3 separate regions of the Homo sapiens genome follow, and all the other regions are linked to region 1. Evidence: read pairs that join two places in POLR2A ChIA-PET (ENCODE). Cell type or tissue: OCI-LY7. All regions are shown on one strand. Links, peaks and the distances in the headings refer to the core of each region. The heading gives the core; the rest is flanking DNA. Region 1 overlaps ST3GAL2 (ST3 beta-galactoside alpha-2,3-sialyltransferase 2). Region 2 overlaps DDX19B (DEAD-box helicase 19B). Region 3 overlaps SF3B3 (splicing factor 3b subunit 3).

What was found. ChIA-PET counts read pairs that join two places held together with the same protein. Peaks named below come from ENCODE experiments on the same cell type or tissue, not always from the same donor. Only the 100,000 strongest peaks of a DNase experiment are listed, where the experiment ranks them.
Region 2: POLR2A ChIA-PET joins it to region 1 with 7 read pairs; 5 of 35 experiments call an interaction of 5 or more read pairs at or near these places.
Region 3: POLR2A ChIA-PET joins it to region 1 with 5 read pairs; 8 of 35 experiments call an interaction of 5 or more read pairs at or near these places.

Annotation. Positions count from the first base shown.
Region 1 is chr16:70,393,608-70,401,088 of GRCh38, reverse strand. It overlaps ST3GAL2 (ST3 beta-galactoside alpha-2,3-sialyltransferase 2), which reads left to right. Exons shown (of 7, transcript NM_006927.4): 2 at 1,556-2,897; 3 at 5,914-6,107. The coding sequence starts at 2,559. Among named protein-coding and RNA genes, the nearest start is that of ST3GAL2, 42 kb to the left of the region's middle. In OCI-LY7, for the core only: CTCF peaks have their summits at 5,333 and 5,533 (motif pointing left); a DNase peak (open chromatin) is centred at 5,538; H3K27ac peaks cover 422 bases.
Region 2 is chr16:70,311,436-70,319,509 of GRCh38, reverse strand. DDX19B (DEAD-box helicase 19B) reads right to left here. Exons shown (of 12, transcript NM_007242.7): 2 at 6,853-6,901; 3 at 4,555-4,608; 4 at 3,406-3,541; 5 at 1,922-2,014. It overlaps DDX19A-DT (DDX19A divergent transcript), which reads left to right. Exons shown (of 5, transcript NR_039997.1): 4 at 2,137-2,254; 5 at 3,368-3,870. Among named protein-coding and RNA genes, the nearest start is that of DDX19B, 16 kb to the right of the region's middle. In OCI-LY7, for the core only: no CTCF peak of the experiment used is centred there; no DNase peak of the experiment used is centred there.
Region 3 is chr16:70,537,330-70,545,403 of GRCh38, reverse strand. It overlaps SF3B3 (splicing factor 3b subunit 3), which reads right to left. Exons shown (of 26, transcript NM_012426.5): 7 at 6,944-7,081; 8 at 6,197-6,300; 9 at 3,570-3,735; 10 at 871-966. SNORD111 (small nucleolar RNA, C/D box 111) reads right to left here and starts at 7,399; the gene lies at 7,306-7,399. In OCI-LY7, for the core only: no CTCF peak of the experiment used is centred there; no DNase peak of the experiment used is centred there.

The sequences.
Region 1 (7,481 bases), core at 2,482-7,481:
GGAAGCTGGGAGCGGGACCCTGAAAGAACTCGAGTTCTGTCCTTAGATGTTGGGCATGCAGCAGGCAAAGGGAGAATGAGAGGAGACAAGGACCTGGCTTCCCATCTACAGACTGTTCAGCCAAGGCCATGCCTAGAGTGGGATCTGCTAAATGGGCACAGCAGAACATTGGAAGAAGCACCTTTGAGCCAGTGCTGCTGGGGTCTCCGTGGATTAGAGCCAGGAGCCCTGATGAGGCCTGTGGGCGGGGCTTCACTTTCGACCCTGAGAAGCCAACTCCACATCTCCTTCCCTCTCACCCTTGAGCCGTGGGTAGTTCAGGGAGGCCACAGCCTTCTTTCTGTGCCATGGCCTATCCCAAAGTCACCTCCACTCACAACGTCGTGACCTTAGGTAAGTTCTTGTACTTTTGTGAACATCATTTCTCACCCAGAATAATGTCCTTACTGCAATATGCTCGTTCCATTCCCTGCTGGCTTTGTGGCCACAAATGGAGGGGCAGCTACGTTTCTTGAACACAGAGCCTGAGAGGCCTTGTATGCAGCTGCTGGAAGCAGCCAGGAGACCCCAAAAGTGGGCTGGAGACTTCAACAAGGACAGGGAACAGGGCTGCACTGAGAGGCCCAGGGGCTAGGTCAGCAGCACCGCTAGGCAGATTTGGAGGGGAGCTGGGGAGAGGCGAGGCAGCCAGCTTTGCAAGATTCCCACGGCACACAGCCAGTGCTCAGGGGTTCCCTTCTCAGCGTTCCTCTCACCTGGTGTGGCTCCCTCACGCTTGGCATGGATCTGAGCTCCTTTCCTTATGGCTGAGACCCAAACTGCCTACAAGTGGCCTTTTCTCCCTGTTCTTGCCTGCAAGGGCAGCATGGGGCCTCAGGCTGTCAGTGCTACCAGGGACGCTGGCATTCACTTTGTCCATAATGTACAGATGGATGTAGACAACTGCCCTCAGGGCTGTCCGGGGGCAGGACCAAGCCCAGCAACCACACCTCCTGACACAGCCAGGTTCTCCCCCAACGGCGGAGCTGACAGGACTGTTCATGGTTCATTGAGTGGACCCAGCAATACCTCATCGATAATCCACAGTCGAGAGAAGAGGGGCGGTCAGAGACCGGCCAGCCCTCCCTTCTGATTGGGAGAGGCCTCTGCAGGCACTGACAGGCTCCAGAGAGTGCTGTGGGGGGCAGTCAGTGTCCATAGTCCCCTGGAATCTTCTCTGGGCTGTTTTCTCTGACTTTTCACCTGAAATTAACTGTACATAGCTGGGCTAGGAACTCTCTAAATCTGAAAGCATGTGGCTTAGGGAAAATCACTTGACTCGTTTACCTTCTGGCTAAGAAGTGAAGACTCTGGGCTAATCTAGTCCTCCAGGCCCTGGAGTCCCACACAGTGATGCTATCTGTGCAGCTAGAGGGCAGAGCCCTTGGTCATGTCCACCCTCTGATTAAGTGGGCATCTCCTCTCCTGCTAGCTTTGGGGCTTGGGGTGGGGCTGGGACAAAGCCTGGTGCCCGTGTGATTCATCCGCACATTATTTCTCCTCTCTGCCATTCTAGGGTCGTGCTGCGGCAGCCTGGCGCCCGACATGTGAAGGGGAACCTGCCAGGGGATTACTGTGAGCTCACAGCAGGATAGGCTGGCCCCGGGGGAGTGGGGATGGGCAGAACCTGGGCCAGGAGTATTAGGAAGGAGACCTGGACCCTGGTAGGGAGCTCAGCACAAGCTCGCCTGACCCAGATGGTATTGGACACAGTGCCCCGCTGAACAGCAGCTGTTCCCAGCGCCAGAGGACCCCACAGCCACAGTAGGAGCTTTGCGACCCCTACGCAACTGCAGCTGGGGCTGGGGCCACCAGGAGAAGGGACCAGCACCTCAGATGGGAAGCAGAAGGGCAAGACCTACTGCGGAAAGGATCTCGATCTCTGCAGCGGAGTTTTCCCACACTCACAGAGCTTCCTGTTTTTGTCCTCTCAGGGTTGGGGTCTGGCTCCCCTCCTCTGGCAGAGGTTTTGGGCCAGGAGGTGGGACAACACTTGCATGGAACCCAAGTCCCCTGAAGCCCCTGTGCTCTCTGTTGTGATTGGAGTTCTAGGGCTTCCCCGCTGCCGGGAACGAGGGGCCGCCTCATTGTCTGCTCATGAACCACAAGGACCCCGACTGCTCCAGACTGGATTATTTCAAGCCGCCAAAGAGGGGGACCCCTAGAGCTGGCAGCCAGCAATCCCAAGGGACTAGAGGGCTGCAATGGACTGACCTCCCCCTCACCAGGGTGGCAGGAGAGGCAGAGCCTCTGTGGCCTAGCTAGTGACGGAGAGACCCGATGAAGCCCTAAGCAGGGGCCCCGCCTGACTCAGGGACAGGACAGCCACTCCTGCCAACGTGTGTTCTCCCTACATGAGGGAGGGCGTGGCAAGGGACCCCTGCCACTGTCCCCTGCTGCAGCACGTGCCCCTATGCCCTTTGCATGTGGTGCCAGAATAGGCAGGCTACGCCGTGGCTGGCCCCTCAGCGGGCTGGGAAAAGAGTGGCCACGGTGACCGTCACCCGCCTGCCGGCACCATGAAGTGCTCCCTGCGGGTGTGGTTCCTCTCCGTGGCCTTCCTGCTGGTGTTCATCATGTCCCTGCTCTTCACCTACTCGCACCACAGCATGGCCACGCTCCCCTACCTGGACTCAGGGGCCCTGGATGGGACGCACCGGGTGAAGCTGGTGCCCGGCTATGCCGGCCTGCAGCGCCTCAGCAAGGAGAGGCTCTCGGGCAAGAGCTGTGCCTGTCGCCGCTGCATGGGCGATGCCGGTGCCTCCGACTGGTTTGACAGCCACTTTGACGGTAACATTTCCCCCGTCTGGACCCGAGAGAACATGGATCTTCCACCGGACGTCCAGAGGTGGTGGATGGTAAGAGCTGCTGCTCCCTTCCAGGGATCTGTCCCCCAGTTTTAGAGCCACTCAGAGCCCCCTCTTGGATTTCTGGCCCCCAGAGCCTTGACAAAATGCCTGTTTGACCAAGCCATTTATAGGATCACAGATTACTGAAGGGCAGAGCAAGCACTGACCTGATGGAGGGGGCTAGTATTTTCTAGTGCCTGTAGGACCCGAGCATAGGCCAGAAATGCCTCCTGGACCAGGCAGGCAGCAGGGACACAGGGAGCAGGTGGCAGTGAGGAGTACAGCCATGGGGGGCCTGCCCCAGAGGAAGGAGGCAGCCGCCCCTCGGCCCCAGCAGTTGTTGCTGCACAAGGCTGGATCTGGGTTTTTTGTTTTTTTTTTAAGAAAACCTAGAAATCCAGATTTTAAAACTAAATATCCTAATTTATGAACATTGGCTCAAAATAATTGTTTTTTATTTGTTTGTTTGTTTTTTGAGATGGAGTCTCATTCTGTCGCCCAGGCTGGAGTGCAGTGGCACAGTGATGGCTCACTGTAACTTCTGCCTCCCAGGTTCAAGTGATTCTCCTGCCTCAGCCTCCCAAGTAGCTGGAATTATAGGCATGCACCACCCCTCTCAGCTAATTTTTTTGTATTTTTAGTACAGACGGGGTTTCACCATGTTGGCCAGGCTGATCTCAAACTCCTGACCTCAGATGATCTGCCCGCCTCAGCTTCCCAAAGTGCTGGGATTACAGGCGTGAGCCACCATGCCCAGCCAAAATAATTGTAAATACCATGAGAACAGAGCCCCTTTCTTGGTTCTTTACAACTGCTAGAAGACTTTTTACTGGGCTGGGATAAGAAAGCCTTGTAGGGAAGGCCGGTCATGGTGGCTCACGCCTGTAATCTCAGCACTTTGAGAGCACAGGGCGGACGGATCATGAGGTCAGGAGTTCGAGACCAGCCTGACCAACGTGGTGAAACCCCGTCTCTACTAAAAATGAAAAAAAATTAGCCAGGCATGGTGGTGCGTGCCTGTAATCCCAGCTACTCAGGAGGCTGAGGCAGGAGAATCGCTTGAACCTGGGAGGCGGAGGTTGCAGTGAGCCGAGATTGCACCATTGCACTCCAGCTGGGCAACAAAGTGAGACTCCGTCTCAAAAAAAAAAAAAAAAGAAAGAAAAGAAAGCCGTGCAGGGACTACTTAATCTATTTTATGAAATAATGTGTTGTCTGATTCTAGAGTTAAAAAAAAACAAGCAATGAAAAGAACCCTCAGGGGCTAAGGGAGGTGAAGGGGTGGGGCTGGGGGGGTCCTCCCTGTCTTTCCAGTCATCACTTTTCTGCTACTTTTAATTCCTTCTACCTTGCCCCAAGGCTCTGGAGTGTCACTCCCCAGGCTCTGCAGGCCATCTGGTTGCCACACATGTCATGGGTGGAGCCATGTCAGCACTGAGTCCCTGCAGGCTCCCAAGCTGCAAGGGATGAGCTCATGTGATCAGGCTTATCAGAATGATGTCACAGAACCTGCCTTCCAGCCTAGACTGTCAAGAGTGCCCGAGGACCAGGGTCTGCAGAGCTGGGGCCACTAGGAGCCCCGTGGGCTCTTACTGTGACAGCTTTTTTTTGATACAGGTTCTCACTGTCTTTGCAGTGGCACAGTCTTGGCTCACTGCATCCTTGATCCCCAAGGCTCGAGCGATCCTCCCACCTCAGCTTCAGAGTAGCTGGGACTACAGGCACGTGCCACCACGCCTGGCTAATTTTTATATAGGAATTCTCATCTTGGAGCCAAGCTCCCTCTACAGATCAATCTCCCATCCCCTGAGCAGGCCCTGCTCACCCACAAACCCATCAAGTTATGGCTCCATCCACATAATGTTTTATTTTATTTTTATGTGGGTTTTTTTTTTTTTTTTTGAGTAAAAATAATTCCAGCACTTTGAGTAAAAGTAATTTACTTTTGAGTAAAAGTAATCCCACCACCTTGGGAGGCCAAGGCGGTAGATCACCTGAGGTTGGGAGTTCGAGACCAGCCTGACCAACATGAAGAAACCCCATATCTACTAAAAATACAAAATTAGTAGGGTATGGTGAAGCATGCCTGTAATTGCAGCTACTCGGGAGGCTGAGGCAGGAGAATCCCTTGAACCCGGGAGGCGGAGGTTGCGGTGAGCCAAGATCGCGCCATTGCACTCCAGCCTGGGCGACAAGAGTGAAACTCTATCTCAAAAAAAAAAAAAAAAGAGTATTTCATTTTTCTTGTTTCATATGAAATCCTTATTTTCAGTGTGTCTTGAAAAATGGGAAACTTTGGCCCTTCTGGGCTCATGATCCCACGTGGCAGCAATTGGCTGAAGTTGCCTCTCTTTGCCGGGGCTCAGATCTGTTGGCTGTGGACCTTACCTGCCATGTCACTCCTGTGTGGCACTTGCTGGGCCTGTAAGCATCTGGTTGGTGCTGCCTCGTTTCATGGTCTTTGACCATTAGTTGGTTGGTACAGGTCTCGCTGGTAGGAGGGGACACCAGTTTTATTCCAGCCATTCTGGCTCTGAAAGAATTTATCAGCCTCTCTGCCCTTCCCTGGGGCTCAGGGAGTGGCTGGACTGTCACCCTGGACGTGGCTTCTGCAACCCCAGTCCTCAGCCTGAGTGCCAGGGGCGCCCCCTGTAGGCTGACCAGGAAGGATCCCCTGAAGGAGGCTGCTCTGCTCCGTGGCCCAGGCCTGCAGGTTCCCAGAGAATGTGTGAAAGGCACCTTGATCCCTGAGCCCCTTCTAGTGCATCAGAGCTAACTGTGACTAGCAGGGCACCCAATCTCTGGACATTGAGACTCACTCACAACCGGGGACTTTGCTGTTGTTGAGAGAGGGAGAGACCCTCACTGCCCAGAGGAAAGAACCCCTGTTCCCTGGCAGAGCCCTGGATAAAGAGGCCTGTGCCCAGACACAGGATAGTGAGGGCAGAGGAGGGGAGGCCGGGGCCCCTCCTTCTTCACACACCTCTCCCCTTCCTCGTTTCCCATCTTCCCCTCCCTTCCACAGATGCTGCAGCCCCAGTTCAAGTCACACAACACCAATGAGGTGCTGGAGAAGCTGTTCCAGATAGTGCCTGGCGAGAACCCCTACCGCTTCCGGGACCCCCACCAGTGCCGGCGCTGTGCCGTGGTGGGGAACTCGGGCAACCTGCGGGGCTCTGGCTATGGGCAGGACGTGGACGGGCACAACTTCATCATGAGGTGAGCCCCTGTGGAGCCCAAGGGTGGGCTCAGGATGGGCCTCCGGGAAGGGGACTGCCCTCCTCTGCCTTGTCTGGCAGGGTGCATGCTGCCAGCTACCGGTGTGCTGTGGGGCCCTGCCTCCCAGAGTCTTTCACAGCAGGCTTGGAGCTCTCTCCTTTACCTGTTTGGGGTGGATGGGGAGACAGAATCCCAAATCTAAGCTTTGCTTGAGGCCTGCACTCTGTTTCCAAGGCTCTGAATTCCTCTGGAAAGAGCTGACATTAGATTCCTGGCTGATTGTTTGGTGAAAAATCCCATCAGAGGCAGGGCATGGTGGTTCACACCTGTAATTCCAGCGCTTTGAGAGGCTGAGGTGGGAGGATCGCTTGAGCCCAGGAGTTAGAGACCAGCCTAGGTAACATGGCGAAACCCTGTGTCTACAAAAAATTTTTAAAGATTAGCTGGGCATTGTGGCGTGTCTGTATTTCCAGCTACTGGGGTGGCTGAGGCAGGAGGATTGCTTGAACCCAGGAGTTTGAGGCTACAGTGAGCTATGATTGCACCAGTTCACTCCAGCCTGGGCAATAGACTGAGACCCTGTCTCAAAAACAAAAATTCCCATCAGAAGCCGGCCCTGTCCTCCTCATCCCCTCAGCAGCTGGGCAAGGAGTGAGGGCCCCAAGCCCAGCTAGCATCCTGCTTCATAGCAGCAGGTGATTCTCGCTGGCAGATGCATAGAAGGCAGATGTTGTGGGTGCTGAAAGGAGCTGTTCGGTATTTGCTCTAGGGCTCATTCATTCCCAAGACCTCTATGCCCAGCCGTGAGGAAGGGAGAAGAGTTGGGAGGGCGTTCAGTCTTGACCGAGACTCTGCAATGAAGGCCTGGGCGTGAACAGGGAATAGGGGGCAGGCTCACGACCTGAACGTGGGCTGCTTGCTCTGCTCCAGAGCCTGCGTTTTCTGACATCCCCCCTTGACTTGGCTGGGGACAAGAAATGCCTCCTACCCGACTCCTTGGTAGAGGAAGAGCCTGAAGAACAGAGCTCCTGCCAATGCCCAGTTTTCACGCATCTCTTAGGATGAGCATTGCAGTTAAGACCAGGTTTCCCAGGAGGCAGAAGGAAGGGCTTTGTCTTAGAAACTGTTGCTGTCTCCATAGCAACACGAAGGCAGCAATATGTCTCGGAGGCATTCAGCATTCCATGTAAGACCTTCCTCATGTTGGGAAATGGTGCAAGTGGGAGGGTGAGCAGGTTGGAGTGGACCCTGTCCAGGACCCCGGAGCCACCTGAGGGTATCCATATCCTCCAACTGCTGATACCCCAATGGGAGGGAGATGGGATGGGAGCTGGTCTTAGAGGGGCCTCTCCCCTCCCCAGACACCATGGCCAG
Region 2 (8,074 bases), core at 1,637-6,636, 81 kb after region 1:
TTAAAATTCCATCATGCTCTAGAATCTTGTACTCAGAATGTGATCTGAAACCAGCAGCATCAGCATCACCTGCAAGCTTATTAGAAATGTTGACACTCAGTCCCCACTTAGACCTACTAAATTCAGACCCTGCATTTTAATAAATGTCTATGAGATTTGTATGCCTATGAAAGTGGGAGATGCCCTGCACCAGGAAACCACCTTAGTAACTGTATTATTCAGGTCTCCTAGAGCTGTTTGGCTTCTATTATATTTGACACAATAGCTTTTATATATCAATACAATGAAATCATGGTGCATATACGATATAAACTTATATTTACCAACATAGGAAGATGATCATATAATTAAAAAACACAGCATGTAAAACATTATTTATATGTCACCTTTTTTTGTTTGTTTGTTTGAGATGGAGTCTCGCTCTGTTGCCCAGGCTGGAGTGCAGTGGCGTGATCTCGGCTCACTGCAAGCTCCGCCTCCCAGGTTCATGCCATTCTCCTGCCTCAGCCTCCCATGTAGCTGGGACCACAGGCGCCCACCACCACGCCCAGCTAATTTTTTGTATTTTTAGTAGAGATGGGGTTTCACCGTGTTAGCCAGGATGGTCTCGATCTCCGGAGCTTGTGATCCACCTGGCTAGGCCTCCCAAAGTGCTGGGATTACAGGCATGAGCCACTGCTCCCGGCCATATGTCAACTTTTTTTTTTTTTTTTGAGATGGAGTTTTGCTTTTGTTGCCCAGGCTGGAGTGCAATGGCATGATCTCAGCTCACTGTAACCCCTGCCTCCCAGGTTCAACCGATTCTCCTGCCTCAGCCTCCCAAGTAGCTGGGTTTACAGGCGCCTGCCACCACACCAGCTAATTTTTTTTTTGTATTTTTAGTAGAGACAGGGTTTAGCCATGTTGGTCAGCCTGGTCTCAAACTCCTGACGTCAGGTGATCCACCTGCCTCGGCCTCCCAAAGTGCTGGGATTATAGGCATGAGCCACCACCCCGGTCATATATGTCAACTTTTTTAAAAGTTATATGTTTACATAGAGAAAAGTCTAGAAGTCTCCACTCCAAAATGTTAATAATGTGGGGAGAGGGAGATTACAGATGATTTTTTTTCTTTTCTTTTTTTTTTTTGCATTTTTGAGATGGAGTCTCACTCTGTTGCCCAGGCTGGAGTGCACTGGTGTGATCTCAGCTCCCTGTAGCCTCCACCTCCGGGGTTCAAGCGATTCTCGTGCCTCAGCTTCCCGAGTAGCTGGGACTACAGGAGCACACCATGACACCTGGCTAACTTTTGTATTTTTTTAGTAGAGTCGGGTTTCATCATGTTGGCCAGGCTGGTCTCGAACACTTGACCTCAAGAGATCCTCCTGCCTTGGCCTCCCAAAGTGTTGGGATTACAGGCATGAGCCACTGCACCTGGCCCCCTTGACTTTTTTTTTTTTTTTTTTGAGACAAAGTCTCGCTCTGTCACCCAGGCTGGAGTGCAGTGACATGATCTCGGCTCACTGCAACCTCTGCCTCCCGGGTTCAAGCAAATCTTGTGCCTCAGCCTCCTCTTTTTCTCTTTCGAGACAGGGTCTTTCTTTGTTGCCCAGAATGGAGTACAATGGTATGATCATGGTTCACTGCAACCTCAAACTCCTGGGCTCAAGTGATCCTCCTGCCTCAGCCTCCTGAGTAGCTGGGACTACAGCTGCATGCCACCATGCCTGGCCAAGTTTATAACGTTTTTTTTTTTGTTGAGACAGGGTCTTGCTACATCGCCCAGGCTGGTCTTGAACTCCTGGCCTGAAACGATCCTCCTGCCTTGCCTCTCAGGTTGCTGGGATTATAGGCATAAGCCACCTTGCTGGCCTGTGAAAATAATAATAGTTTTCAAAAATAGAAAATCTAAAATGAAATGGAGTTGTAATAGGACACATACGGCTCAGCAAGCATCAGTGGCAATGCGTTCTCTTGTATCTTGGATGGACGATTGAAACCCATGGCATAGACTCCTTGGAGAAGCTGTGGTTTCCTAGAAAAACAGTTAAAGATGAAAGTCACAGTCTCTTTGGTTGAGGAAAGCAGCAAAATATCTGGAGGATTTTTCTCTTTTACTGTTTACACATAGTTTTTTGTTTGTTTGTTTTTGAGCAGAGTCTCGATCTATTGCCCAGGCTGCAGTGCAAAGGTGCAGTCTCGGCTCACTGCAACATCCACCTTCCGGGTTCAAGCAATTCTCGTGCCTCAGCCTCGCGAATAGCTGGGATTACAGGTACATGGCACCATGCCCCGCTAATTTTTTTTTTTTTTTTTTTTTTTTGAGACAGAGTCTCGCTCTGTCACCCAGGCTGGAGTGCAGTGGCGCGATCTCGGCTCACTGCAACCTCCGTCTCCCAGGTTCACGCCATTCTCCTACCTCAACCTCCTGAGTACCTGGTACTACAGGCACCCGCCAACATGCCCTGCTAATTTTTTTTGTATTTTTAGTAGAGATGGGGTTTCACCATGTTAGCCAGGATGATCTCAATCTCTGGACCTCGTGATCTACCTGCCTCAGCCTCCCAAAGTCCTGGGATTACAGGCGTGAGCCACCGTGCCTGGACTAATTTTTGTATTTTCAGTAGAGACAGGGTTTCACCATGTTGGCCACGCTGGTCTTGAACTCCTGACCTCAAGTGGTCTGCCGGCCTTAGCCTCTCAAAGTGCTGGGATTACAGGCATGAGCCACTATGCCTGGCCTACACATAGTTTGTAATCAACAATAATTGAGCTGTGGTGAACTGAATACATGTTAGTACAGCTAAAGCTTTTATCCATCATCTGGAAATTTTACTAAATATCCCAAAGCATCTACAGTATTTATGTATATTTTTTAGATGGAGTCTGGTCTCGCTATGTTGCCCAGGCTGGTCTGCAACTCCTGGCCTCAAGTGATCCTCTCACCTTGGCCTCCAAAAGTGCTGGGATTACAGGTGTGCACTACGGCACCCAGCTAAATTCTTTTATAAAACTTGGTTAGCAGCTGGGTGCGGTGGCTCATGCCTGTAATCTCAGCGCTTTGGGAGGCCGAGGCAAGTGGATCATGAGTTCAGGAGATCAAGATCAGCCTGGCCAACATAGTGAAACCCCATCTCTACTACAAATACAAAAAGTAGCCAGGCGTGGTGGTGTGCACCTGTAATCTCAGCTACTTGGGAGGCTGAGGCAGGAGAATCACTCGAACCCAGGAGGCGGAGGTTGCAGTGAGCCGAGATCGCGCTACTGCACTCCAGCCTGGGCAACAGAGTGAGACTCTGTCTCGAAAAAAAAAAAAAAACTTGGTTAGCTAAAACTGCTCTGTTGTGGTCAAAAGATATCTATAACAGACCTAGGATCTCTATTTCAGTGCAAAGGGGAAGAGTCAGAAGGTGAATAAATACTCACAGCCGAAGCTCTTCAAAAGACTTCACCGAGTACAGAGGGGAGTTTGGATCCCGCTGCAGGACTTCCACTTGGTTTGTGTTATCAACAAGGTTGCTTCTGATCAGCTTGTTGAGTAAGGACTGGGCAGCTCTGTCCTCTGTCAGGAAAAAGAAAGCAAAGAATTTTAAAAAGTCCTTGAAACCTACCAGGCGTTTACTCTAATTCAACTGCCATTTGTATTTTAAATAATAATGTACTGAACATTCAAATTCAAGGTACGTCATAGTTTTGACTTATAAATTAAAATAGTTTTATTAAAGAAAAAAGTTATGATACATCACCCATTTAGGCCTCATATTCTTTTCCAGACTCTATTCTAACAGCCCTCTTTTCCTGCAGTTATCTATTCCTCCTATCCAGACCCACATATTTACTCCCCAATTTGTACTATATATAAACCTAAAGTAATTAATGTAGCAATCACAACAATAAAAAAAAAAACAGGAATTAACAAAGTCTGTACCTTAATATTGGACAAGTTGGTCTCGTCATCCATGTCAAATGTGTCAAAATAACATTAAGCTTAATTTTACTGGACAATAGAGATGCAACTGAAAATTTTTTATAATGCCCTATTCAACTGTTCAGTTGTTAAATGTAAAATTTCTCTAAACGTAAACCATTAGAACTCCTTCACCTACTGACTATTTATATTGAACTTTTTTTTTTTTTTTTTTTTGAGACAGAGTCTCGCTCTTTCGCCCAGGCTAGAGTGCAGTGGCTCGATCTCGGCTCATGGCAAGCTCTGCTTCCCGGGTTCATGCCATTCTTCTGCCTCAGCATCCCAAGTAGCTGGGACTACAGGCGTCTGCCACCATGCCCGGCTAATTTTTTTTTTTTTTTTTGTATTTTTAGTGGAGACGGGTTTTCACCGTGTTAGCCAGGATGGTCTCGATCTCCTGACCTCGTGATCTGCCCACCTCGGCCTCCCAAAGTGCTGGGATTACAGGTGTAAGCCACCGTGCCCGGCCCCTATATTGAACCTTTATGCTAGCACTGTATCGCCTATTAAAGTCAAGCCAAACTGGGTATAAAAATGAAGCCTCATAACAATCCACTTTCTTAGAATGTAGAAGCTTGTTATTATATAAAGCTCCACGGCTGTGTTACCTTTCTCTTCTTCATCTGTCTTCTCTGCATTGGCATTGGTCTTGACAACAGCACCTTTATAGACACAAAGTGGCCATCATTCAAAATCGCATCCCATACCCAACAGTTGAGACAATTCAAATTCTATGACACTAGAAGTTTTTGTAAAGGCCTGGGGAGCAAAAAATAAATGAGGAAACCGAGCCGCTGATAAAAACATTTTATTGTCCCTAAATAAACAAAGGTGTAAAACACTGTTGCTCACATATATATATATATAGATAGATATTTATTTTATTATTTATTTATTTTTGAGATGGAGTCTCGCTCTGTCGCCCAGGCTGGAGTGCAGTGGTGCGATCTCAACTCACTACAAGCTCTGCCTCCCAGGTTCACGCCATTCTCTTGCCTCAGCCTCCCGAGTAGCTGGGATTACAGGCACCCGCCACCACGCCCAGCTAATTTTTTTTGTATTTTTAGTAGAGACAGGGTTTCACCATGTTAGCCAGGCTGGTCTTGATCTCTTGACCTCGTGATCCGCCTGCCTTGGCCTCCCAAAGTGCTGGGATTACAGGCGTGAGCTACCGCGCCCGGCCTCTGTTGCTCATATTCTTTCCTATTCTAGGTCTCCTCTCCGTACCTCAAAACCTGTTATTTCCCTCATTGAATCAATACTTCTTAAATATTATAGAAAGATTAGAGCAATTAGTGATCAGAAACCACCTTGATGCTCAACAGAGGAATATCTATGCAAATCGTATTTTATCAATAGGTGAACACAATAATGCCATTAAAATTCATGTATATAACAAATGAGCAGTAAGACCAACAAAAAAAATTCATGCATATAAATTTTTTTTTTCTTTTTTTGAGATGCAGTCTCACTCTTACCCAGCCTGGAGTGCAGTGGTGCGATCTCAGCTCACTGCAACCTCTGCCTCCCAGGTTCAAGAGATTCCACTGTTTCAGTATCCTGAGTAGCTGGGATTACAGGGGTGCACCACCACACCTGGCAAATGTTTGTATTTTTAGTAGAGATGGGGTTTCACCATGTTAGTCAGGCTGGTTTCAAACTCCTGACCTCAGGTTATCCGCCAGCCTTGGCTTCCCAAAGTGCTGGGATTACAGGTGTGAGCCACCACACCCGGCCTATAAATTGATTAATATAAATTTATAGTCGAATGATACTGTGGTTATATAAAATCATACAAAAAAGATTTAAGTGAATTTTGAGAAAGGCAAATGTTACATTTCCTTCCTGTAATATTAAGTACATCAACAATAATTTAATGGAAATCTTAACTTTGGATAAATATGATTTCAGAATAATTAGGATAGGTAAACTGTCAGATTGCTCATACTTTGTCTATCTCATCCCAAATTGAGAACATTAAGAAAAAAATTAGTCTTTGTCAATGTAGTCCGATGGTTAGTAATTAGTCCCACTTAAGTAGCCTCATTCTTTGTTCCCCCCACACCCTTGCTATCAGTGTGCAATCCTCATTCTTGTATTAAAAACACTTTGAAACCAGGTGTAATATCTCACTCCTGTAATCCCAGCACTTTGGGAGGCTGAGGCGGGAGGACTGCTTGAGCCTAGGAGTTAGAAACCAACCTGGGCAACACAGGGAGTCCTCATCTCTATAAAAAAACAAAAATACCTGGGCACAGTGGCTCACACCTATAATCCCAGCACTTTGGGAGGCCAAGGCCGGTGGATCATGAGGTCAGGAGATTGAGACCATCCTGGCTAACACAGTGAAACCCCATCTCTACTAAAAATACAAAACATTAGCCAGGCGTGGTGGCAGGTGCCTGTAGTCCCAGCTACCCGGGAGGCTGAGGCAGGAGAATGGTGTGAAGCCGGGAGGTGGAGCTTACAGTGAGCCGAGATCGAGCCACTGCACTCCAGCCTGGGCAACAGAGCGAGACTCTGTCTCAAAAAAATAAAAAATAAAAAATAAAAATTAGTTGGGCGTAGTGGGTTGTGCCTGTAGTCCCAGCTACTCAGGAGGCTGAGGTGGAGGATCACTTGAGTCTGGGAGGTTGAGGCTCCAGTGAACCATGATTGAACCACTGCACTCCAGCCTGGGCAACAGAGCAAGACCCTGTCTCTTAAAAAGTAAACAGAAACAAAAAAATAAATAAAAACACTTTGGTCATACAATCCAGTTTGTTGATTTACAAATCAAATGGTACCAGTATCTGCCAATGCCCTGCCTGGTACAAATACAAATTTTTTTCCAGACAGTTGTTATGCCAAAACAAAAATACTGAAGGAAATCACATTTGTTTTCAAACTAGCTATTAGTTACTTACCATTGGTATCTGGTTTGATTTTCTCTTCCTTAAGATGCAAGTTGCTCAACTAAATGGAGAATATGGGGGAGGGGGAAAGTGTCAGGAAAAGCACTTAAAAAGATTTGGAATCAACAGAGCCTCCCTAATGAAGCTGGGGATAAAATAGCCATTCTCAAGGTATATTCATTAGGACCAATTCATTGGGTTGTTCCGTTTACTAAATGTCTGATGAGAATAAACAAAATTTCCCGTAAATACATCGGTGGAAAAAAATGCTCCAAATCTGTACCTTCTACTTAAAATTCTGTGAGAGAATTGTAATTTGTGAGTTTGCTTAATGCCCTGATTATAAACTTTCTCTCTTTGTAGAATATCATTAGAGTTGTCATTCTCTCATATTTCTTTTGTGTGTGGGGGGGAATCGCTGCATTCCAAATCATATTTCAAACAAGAGGAAATTTAAAGAGATTTTGAAAAATGCAGTCATACTTTGGAGAACACTGGGAAGGGAGGACTGTGATGAAAAGCATCTGTAAAGCCAGGTGCGGTGGCTCGCGCCTGTAATCCCAACACTTTGGGAGGCTCAGGCAGGCAGATCACGAGGTCAAGAGATCGAGACCATCCTGGCCAACATGGTGAAACCCCGTCTCTACCAAAAATACAAAAATTAGCTGGGCGTGGCGGTGCATGCCTGTAGTGCCAGCTACTTGGGAGGCTGAGGCAGGAGAATCGCTTGAACCCAGGAGGCGGAGGTTGCAGTGAGCCAAGATCACGCCACTACACCCCAGCCTGGCAACAGAGTGAAACTCCGTCTCACAAAAAAAAAAAGAAAAGAAAAGAAAAGAAAAGCATCTGTGGGTAGGAATCAGTCATACTGCAGGATACGTTAGAGCCGTAAGACCACAGTATGCTGATGTGCAGCCTCACATTCAAGTCACCTTTTGCTGGTGTCTGATACTGTAGTTGGGAACAGCCTGAAGCATTGTGGCACACTGTGTAATTAAAATACCCACTGGGCTGAAGTGGAAATAGAAAGGAAAGAGACATTTCAAAGAATAATTACTAAGACTTTGATCAAATACTGTATATTAGGGATATCCTAGCAGGTCTTATCTCCTCTATTAGAATGCAAATACCTTCCTGACAGGGCCTATTTCGTTTTCTACTGCTCCTTGAGGAGCAGGGCTACCCCACAGGAAATGTGCCCAGAGTAGCATATTTCTATTTTTGGCCTTTGGAT
Region 3 (8,074 bases), core at 1,526-6,525, 150 kb before region 1:
GTGAAACATTGCAGAAACACTAAAAATTATGCTACTTGGCCAGGTGCGGTGGCTCACGGCTGTGATCCCAGCACTTTGGGAAGCCAAGGCAGGCAGATTGCTTGACCCCAGGAGGTCAAGACCAGCCAGGGAAACATGATAAGACTCTGTCTCTACAAAAAGTACAAAAATTAGCTGGGTGTTGTGGCACGTGCCTGCAGTCCCCAGTTATTCAGGAGGCTGAGGTGGGAGGATCACCTGATCCCAGGAAGGTCAAGGCTGCAGTGAGCCATGATGGAGCCACTGCACTCCAGCATGGGAGACAGAGTGGGACCCCATCTCAAAAATAAATGAATAAATAAATAAAAAGTATGCTATTTAGGAGTATATAGTAATAAGGAATAAATTTAATAAGATACAAAAATATATATAGCATTGATATAGTTGATTTAACTAAGACTAGATGTATACAGAGAGTGAAATGTTCCATATAGATTTCCTAGCCTCCATGTCATGACTAGTGACCATGTGGGCTATCATGCTAACAAGTTGAGGAATAGAAAAAAGCACAGGCTGGGCACAGTGGCTTACACCTGTAAGCAACACTTTGGGAGGCTGAGGCAGAATAATCACTTGAGCTCAAGAGGTCAAGGCTGCAGTGAGCCAAGATCATGTCATTGCACACCAGCCTGGGCAACACAGTGAGACCCTGTTTTGGAGACAAAAAGAAAGAAAATCTGAAGTATAAACTTCGGGGAAGTCAGGGAGAAAGAACATACTTTTTCACAGACACCTTAACTATGTCTTTGACAACATCAGAGTAAACCCATAAACTACTTTGTCAGTGCTTCCCTCCAAACCCTGCAGATTATCTAGAAATTGCAACCTTACCTCAAGTCCATGTCTTAGGACTCTCAGAGATGATCGGGGTCCCCTACCACAGGCCACATACAACTGTGGAGTATCTTCATTGGCCAGATCAGCTATCTGCACAGAGAAAAAGTTAGAGGAAAAAATGTCTCCAGTGCTGTTTTCAAACACAACTCTGATTCTCTAGTATCCCAGACATCCAGCTGCTTTCCAATACAATTATCTGCTGATCAATATGTGAAAAGAGGTGAATGATCTGTATTGTAGTTTTGACAAACTGGACAGTTCAAATGAAAATTCTTTACTCTCTCTGCAGAGCAATGGAGTCTACTGTAACACAGACGCACATGTGAGTACTGAGGGTATACAGCCATCACACCAGTCTCCTAAAAAAAATTAACACACCCATTTTAAGTGTATCATCTTATTATTTATAAAACCTCAGTAAAGCACATCTGTTTTCCACAACTTTAAAAAATATTTTGCTATTCTGATTCTATGCATATTTTCATATGCATTTAAAAATATCATTCATTAGCTGGGTATGGTGGCTTGTGTCTATAGTCCCAGCTACTGAGGAGGCGGAGGTGGGAAAATCGCTTCAGCCCAGGAGGCTGAGGCTACAGTGAGTCGTAACTGTGCCACTGCACTCTAGCCTGGGTAACAGAGTGAGACTCTTGTCTCAAAAAAAAATTAAAAAAAAAAACACAAAAAAACAGTAAAACATTATTCAGATCGGATCCAGATGCTTTGGCTAGCAAAAAGATCCATGGCAGAAAGAAATGTTAAGAAGCCCTGCTATACACACTTTAACTTCCCATTCATTTTATTTATTTTATTTTTTTTTAAGACAGAGTCTCACTCTGTCACCGAGGTTAGAGTACAGTGGCACTGTGTAAGCTCACTGCAACCTCCATCTCCTGGGTTCAAGCGATTCTCCTGCCTCGACCTCCCAAGTAGCTGGGATTACAAGCACCCACCACCATGCCCTGCTAGTTTTTTTATTTTTAGTAGAGACGGGGTTTCACCGTGTTGGCCAGGACAGTCTCAAATTCCTGACCTCAGGTCATCTACCCGCCTCGGCCTCCCAAAGTGCTGGGATTACAGGTGTAAGCCATCGTGACCGGCCTTTTTTTTTTCTTTTTTGAGACGGGGTTTCGCTCGTTACCCAGGCTGGAGTACAATGGTGTGATCTCAGCTCACCGCAACCTCTGCCTCCCAAGTTCAAGCGATTCTCTTGCCTCGGCCTCCTAAGTAGCTGCGATTACAGGCATGCGCCACCATGCCTGGCTAATTTTGTATTTCTTTTAGTAGAGACAGGGTTTCTCCATGTTGGTCAGGCTGGTCTCAAACTCCCAACCTCAGGTGATCTGCCCACCTCGGCCTCCCAAAGTGCTGGGATTACAAGCATGAGCCACCATGCCTGGCTAATTTTATTCTTGATGAATAAACTATTTACACACATTATTTATTCAAATTCCAATGAAGGTGAAAAAAATCACTAAAAATCAAATTAGAAATTAGTCACACTTGGCCGGGCGTGGTGGCTCACACCTATAATCCCAGCACTTTGGGAGACCAAGGCAGGCGGATCACGAGGTCAGAATATCGAGACCATCCTGGCTAGTTAACAGTGAAACCCTGTCTCTACTAAAAATACAAAAAATTAGCTGGGCATGGTGGCGGGCGCTTGTAGTCCCAGCTACTAGGGAGGCTAAGGCAGGAGAATGGCGTGAACCTGGGAGGCGGAACTTGCAGTGAGCCGAGATCACGCCACTGCACTCCAGCCTGGGCAACAGAGCGAGACTCCATCTCAAAAAAAAAAGAAAAAAAAAAGAAAAAAAAAGAAATTAGTCACATTTATTTTCTGTTGCCCTCAAGACTAATCGTTTCTCAGAAAGGAAGAACAAAGCAATTAATTTCAGATGGGTTTAATTAAACCTGTCTGAATGCTGACTTGTTTCCCCAGTACCCAGTGAACAAACTCCTCTCCCATCAGAAGTGTGATCAACTACACAGGTGGTCCCTAATGGTCACTCAAACCCTGACAATTGAGGATGCAGCAACATGATCAAATTCCTGGCTGTCACAACTGAGCACCAGCAATGAGAGACACAAACTCCATTCTGAGCCACTTCAGGTTCCTCCTTGAGAATGTGATTCAAAACTACCTGTTACCAACTGATCCCAATGTCTCAGAACTATTTTAAAGAGGAACTGTGGTAAAATTAAATAAATACAGCTATATGTAGACTGTTACATGACAAGAGGTCAACCACAGAATACTGTGGAGTATATGAATCCACTTATTTTAAAAAGAAAAAGATATAACACATAAACATATACATGATTGTAAATGCAGAGAAAACACCTAGAAGCAGTCACAAGAAGTTGTTAATACAAGCAATATGGCTCAATGGAGCGGACAGGTGAGAAGATTACGGGGAGGACTTTTACTTCTCACTTCTTGTATGGTCTGATTTTTTCCTCCCCTGCAAGCTGTACAGGAATATGATCTGCATTTTTACATTAAACGTGAGTTTTGTCATTATGGGAAAAAAAGCCCGAGGACTTATTAATGGTTTTTTGTGCTCAAACTTCTACCTCTAACTGCTTTACACACTGGCGAGTTCATGGAAATACTAATAAAGCTATTTCTTAGACTAGACCTCAGTTTAACTTTAGATCTATTGTGGAAGGGGCTGGAAAGGCCCACCAACCTGGCAAAACAGAATGGGAGAGAGGCTGTCCAACTCATCAACCAGCACAAGGTTTTTAAGTGGTCTTGGCTGAAAAAAGAATGTGTCTCCTTCTTCCAGAGGCATGGCTGATGAAAACTCAGGTTCTTCATCATCATCTCCAAGATGTGCAATTTGATATAAGTAACTGGGAAGAAGCAGAGGAGAGAAACTTTCGGTAACGAGTTCTCTGCCTGACGATAATGTCTGGCATCAACATAAAGCACAAGCTATTTGATTATATTAAGATACTATTGTTATTATTTTTAGGTGTTATCACTAAGTACGACAGCTAGGATTTGTTTCAAAACAATTCAGGGAAAAGATCTGGGAAGTGCAGTGAGTATTTTATTTATAGCACAAGCAACAAAGAAAATACAGATAAACTGGACTTTATCAAAATTTAAAACTTTTGTGCATCAAAGGAAGAAAGATGACAACCCACAAAATGAGAGAAAATATTTGCAAATCGTATTTCTGACAAGGGTCTAGTACCCAGAACACATAGAGAACTCAAAAATAAAAAGACAACTCTTAAAAAATGGGCAATGGGATTTGAATAGACATTTCTCCAAAGATACACAAATGGCCAATAAACACAAAAAGATGCTCAACATCACTCATCACCGGGGAAAGGCAAACCACAATGAGCTACCACTTCATACCACCACTGCATACTTAGCAGGATGGCTATAATCACAAACGTGGAAAACAAGTTGGCAAGGATGTGGAGAAACTGGAACCCTCATATACTGCTGTTGGGAATGTAAAATGGTGTGGCTGCTATGAGAAAGTTTGGTGGTTTCTCAAAAAGTTAAACACAGAATTACCATGACCCAGTAATTCCACTCCTACATATATACCCAAAAAAATTAAAAATGGGGAATCAAATAGGTATTAGCACAGCAACATCTACCACAGCATTGTTCCCAATAGTGAAAGGTAGAAACAATCCAAGTGTACATCAGCAGAATGGGTAAACAAAATGCAGTATGTACATACAATGAGTTATTCCGCCACAAAAAGGAACGAAGCTCTGATACAGGCTACCAAAACATGAATCTTTTTCTTTCTTTTTTTTTTTAAACATGAATTTTCTAAATATTATGCCAAGTAAAATGAGCTAGACACAAAGGGACAAATATCAGCCAGGCGCTATGGCTCAAGCCTGTAATCTCAGCACATTGGGAGACTGAGGCAGGTGGATTGCTTGGATTGCTTAAGTCCAGAAGTTTGAGACTTTACAAGAAATACATATATTAGCCAGGCATGCACCTTGCTAATAGTCCCAGCTACTTGGGAGGCTGAGATGGAAGGATCACCTTGAGCCTGGGAGGTCGAGGATGCAGTGAGCCGAGATTGCACCCCTGCACTCCAGCATCCTGGGAAACAGAGTAAGACTCTGTCTTAAACAAACAAACAACCAAAAAAAACCCCAAAAAGCTAAGAAGGCTCGGCTGGGCACGGTGGCACACGCCTGTAGTCCCAACACTTCGGGAAGGCCAAGGTGGATGGATCACTTGAGGTCAGGAGTTTGAGACCAGCTTGGCCAGCTGGTTTGAGACCAGCTCATTTTGTACTTTTAGTAGAGACAGGGTTTCTCCATGTTGGTCAGGCTGGTCTCGAACTCCCGACCTCAGGTGATCCGCCCGCCTCAACCTCCCAAAGTGCTTGGATTACAGGCGTGAGCCACCGCGCCTGGCCATTTCATCAAATAAATACTTATTGAAATATTTAAGTACTGCTGGGCGCAGTGGCTCACGCCTGTAATCCAACCACTTTGGGAGGTCGAGGCAGGCGATCACCTGAGGTCGGAAGTTCGAGACCAGCCTGACTAACATGGAGAAACCCTGTCTCTACTAAAAGTACAAAATGAGCTGGGCATAGTGACGCATGCCTGCAATCCCAGCAACTCAGGAGTCTGAGGCAGGAGAATTGCTTGAACCTGGGAGGCAGAGGTTGCGGTGAGCCGAGATCACACCATTGCACTCCAGTCTGGGCAACAAGGGCAAAACTCCACTTCAAAAAAAAAAAAAAATTTATTTGATGAAATATTCAGCAAAAAGCTCAGAAGAGACATCAAATCTAAAGATAGTTCTGGAGATACCTACAGAGGTACTGCCCGAAGCCACTAAAATAAAGGAAGGTAAGAAAAAGAAAGACTCTACAAGGATAGAACAAACTTCTTTTGAAAGAACTAACACATTCTTGTGAAAAGCTCCCTAAGCCTCAAAGCCGCACCTTCCTACTGCCAACTATTTTTTTTTTGAGAGAGAGTTTCGCTCTTGTTACCCAGGCTGGAGTGCAGTGGCGTGATCTCAGCTCACTGCAATCTCCACCTTCCAGATTCAAGTGATTCTCCTGCCTCAGCCTCCCCGGTAGCTGGGATTACAGGTGCCCGCCACCATGTCCAGCTAATTTTTGTATTTTAGGTAGAGATGGGGTTTCACCATGTTGGCCAGGCTGGTCTCCAACTCCTTACCTCAGGTGATTCACCCACCTCAGCCTCCCAAAGTGCTAGGATTATGGCCGTGAGCCACTGCACCCAGCTTCTGCTGCCAACTTTTATCCCAACCAGGGTGAACTAGGGTAACAGAAGGATTACTCACTGGTTTCCAAATTCTGATGCTACAAAAAGGAACCCTGTTTTAAGCACACACATGGCAGCAGCAACGGGTACAGTATCAAAATATTTGAGCCGGATCTCAGTAACCTGGTGAGAAAAGAAACATTCTGGTGTACAAACAAAGTGAAGTGAGCCCCGTATTATAAGACAGCACAGGCTGAGTAGCAAATAAAATACTGTATTTCATATCTGACCAGGGGTCAACAAACTCCGGCTCATGGGCCAGTCATGCCAATCATTACTGGCTGTGGCTGTCTTGTACTATAATGGCAGAGTTGAGTAATTGAGACGGAGACTACGTAGCTCACAAAAGCTGCAAGTATTTACTATGTGGCCTTTACAAAAAAATGTTTGCCAATTCCTGATCCAAACAGCTATCTAAGAAATTGCCCAACAACTCACAGAGCTCGTCCATAGGATAAAACAAGTAACAGATCATGTTTATTACCAGTTTTCAGCAGAAACAGAGACCTTTATCTTCTTCACACCAAAAATAATCACTATCTTCTTCACCTAAAAATAATCACTACAAGTGGCATTGCCGCTCTTATATTGTATGTAAGATTACTAGACCAAAAATCTGATAACCAGAGAGAAAATCTATACTCATATACCGGTTCCAAGGGCAACTACTTTCTAAGTTCTCATTTTTTTAACTTGTAAAGTATTACCTGTCTTGCCTATCTCATCTCATAGAGTAGCTATACTGGTCCATCCATGGTCTACTTACCATATCTTCATCTGTCTCCAAAGTGATCTTAAAGATATCTCCCTGCTCAGTTTGAGCCAAAAAGAAGAACATCGATTTGGTTTTATGGGTTGCAGAGCAGACAAAAATCATTCCTCTTTCAGGGTCATCCAGGTCATTCTAGCAAAGTCAAAAACACAATCAATGTCTTAGAAATGGGTACTTCTTAGTTCTGGAATTCAGCACTTTACCAATAGGGATTACAAATGACATTAAAGGCCTAAAGGCACAAGCTTTGATCCACAGTGTCCTGCCAGCCAGAGCACTGGAACCCCACAGCTCAAAATTCTAATATAAATATCTAATAAAATCTGGGTAACCAAAAGAGTCCCAATTCCACTCTACAGCCTGATCAGATTCATAAGGCAAAAACTGTGTCCAGAGAAAAATGTCAGAGAAGAGACATGAAATTTTTTAAAGAGTCATCATTTCAGGCTGTGAAACACTGCTCCATCCAAATTACCCTGTTCTACATCAAATGCCTGATTCCTAAAAGGCACCTCCTTAGGTATGACTTTGAATTTTTTTTCTTTTAAAGACAAGGTCTCACTATGTTGCCCAGACTGGTCTCTAACTCCTGGGCTCAAGGGATCCTCCCGCCTCAGCCTCTCAAGTAGCTGGGGATCAGAGGCACATCACTGCACCTGCCTTGCGTTTTTTAACGTTTCCAACAGTTTCTATTTCTCCCACCGAGTAAGCTCTGCTCTGCAAGAAGTTTTAGACTTTGTTATTGCAAAGCCAAATACAGTGCCTGGCACAGTTAGGTGCTCAATGTCTAATCAACTTAGTGACTTCCTATCCCTTAACAAGAAGAATTTAACTTGCCAAATTTCTTCTAAGGTTTTCTAAAATTGCTGGAATCTTACGTACTACATATTACATTAAATTAAATCCTAAAGTTCAACCCCAGAACAGATAAATATTTAACAGCAAATAAATAATCCAGGGGATTGAGGGGAGAGATGGCAGTAAATGATTCAAAGAATCCACACCAAAACCACCAGGTGAAAAGACGCCGGGGAAGAGGGATATTCACTAGTCTCAGGAAGAGGGATATTCATTAGTCTCAAAGATCACCATCAAATTCCATTATCAGTTACCAAAAAAGAAACA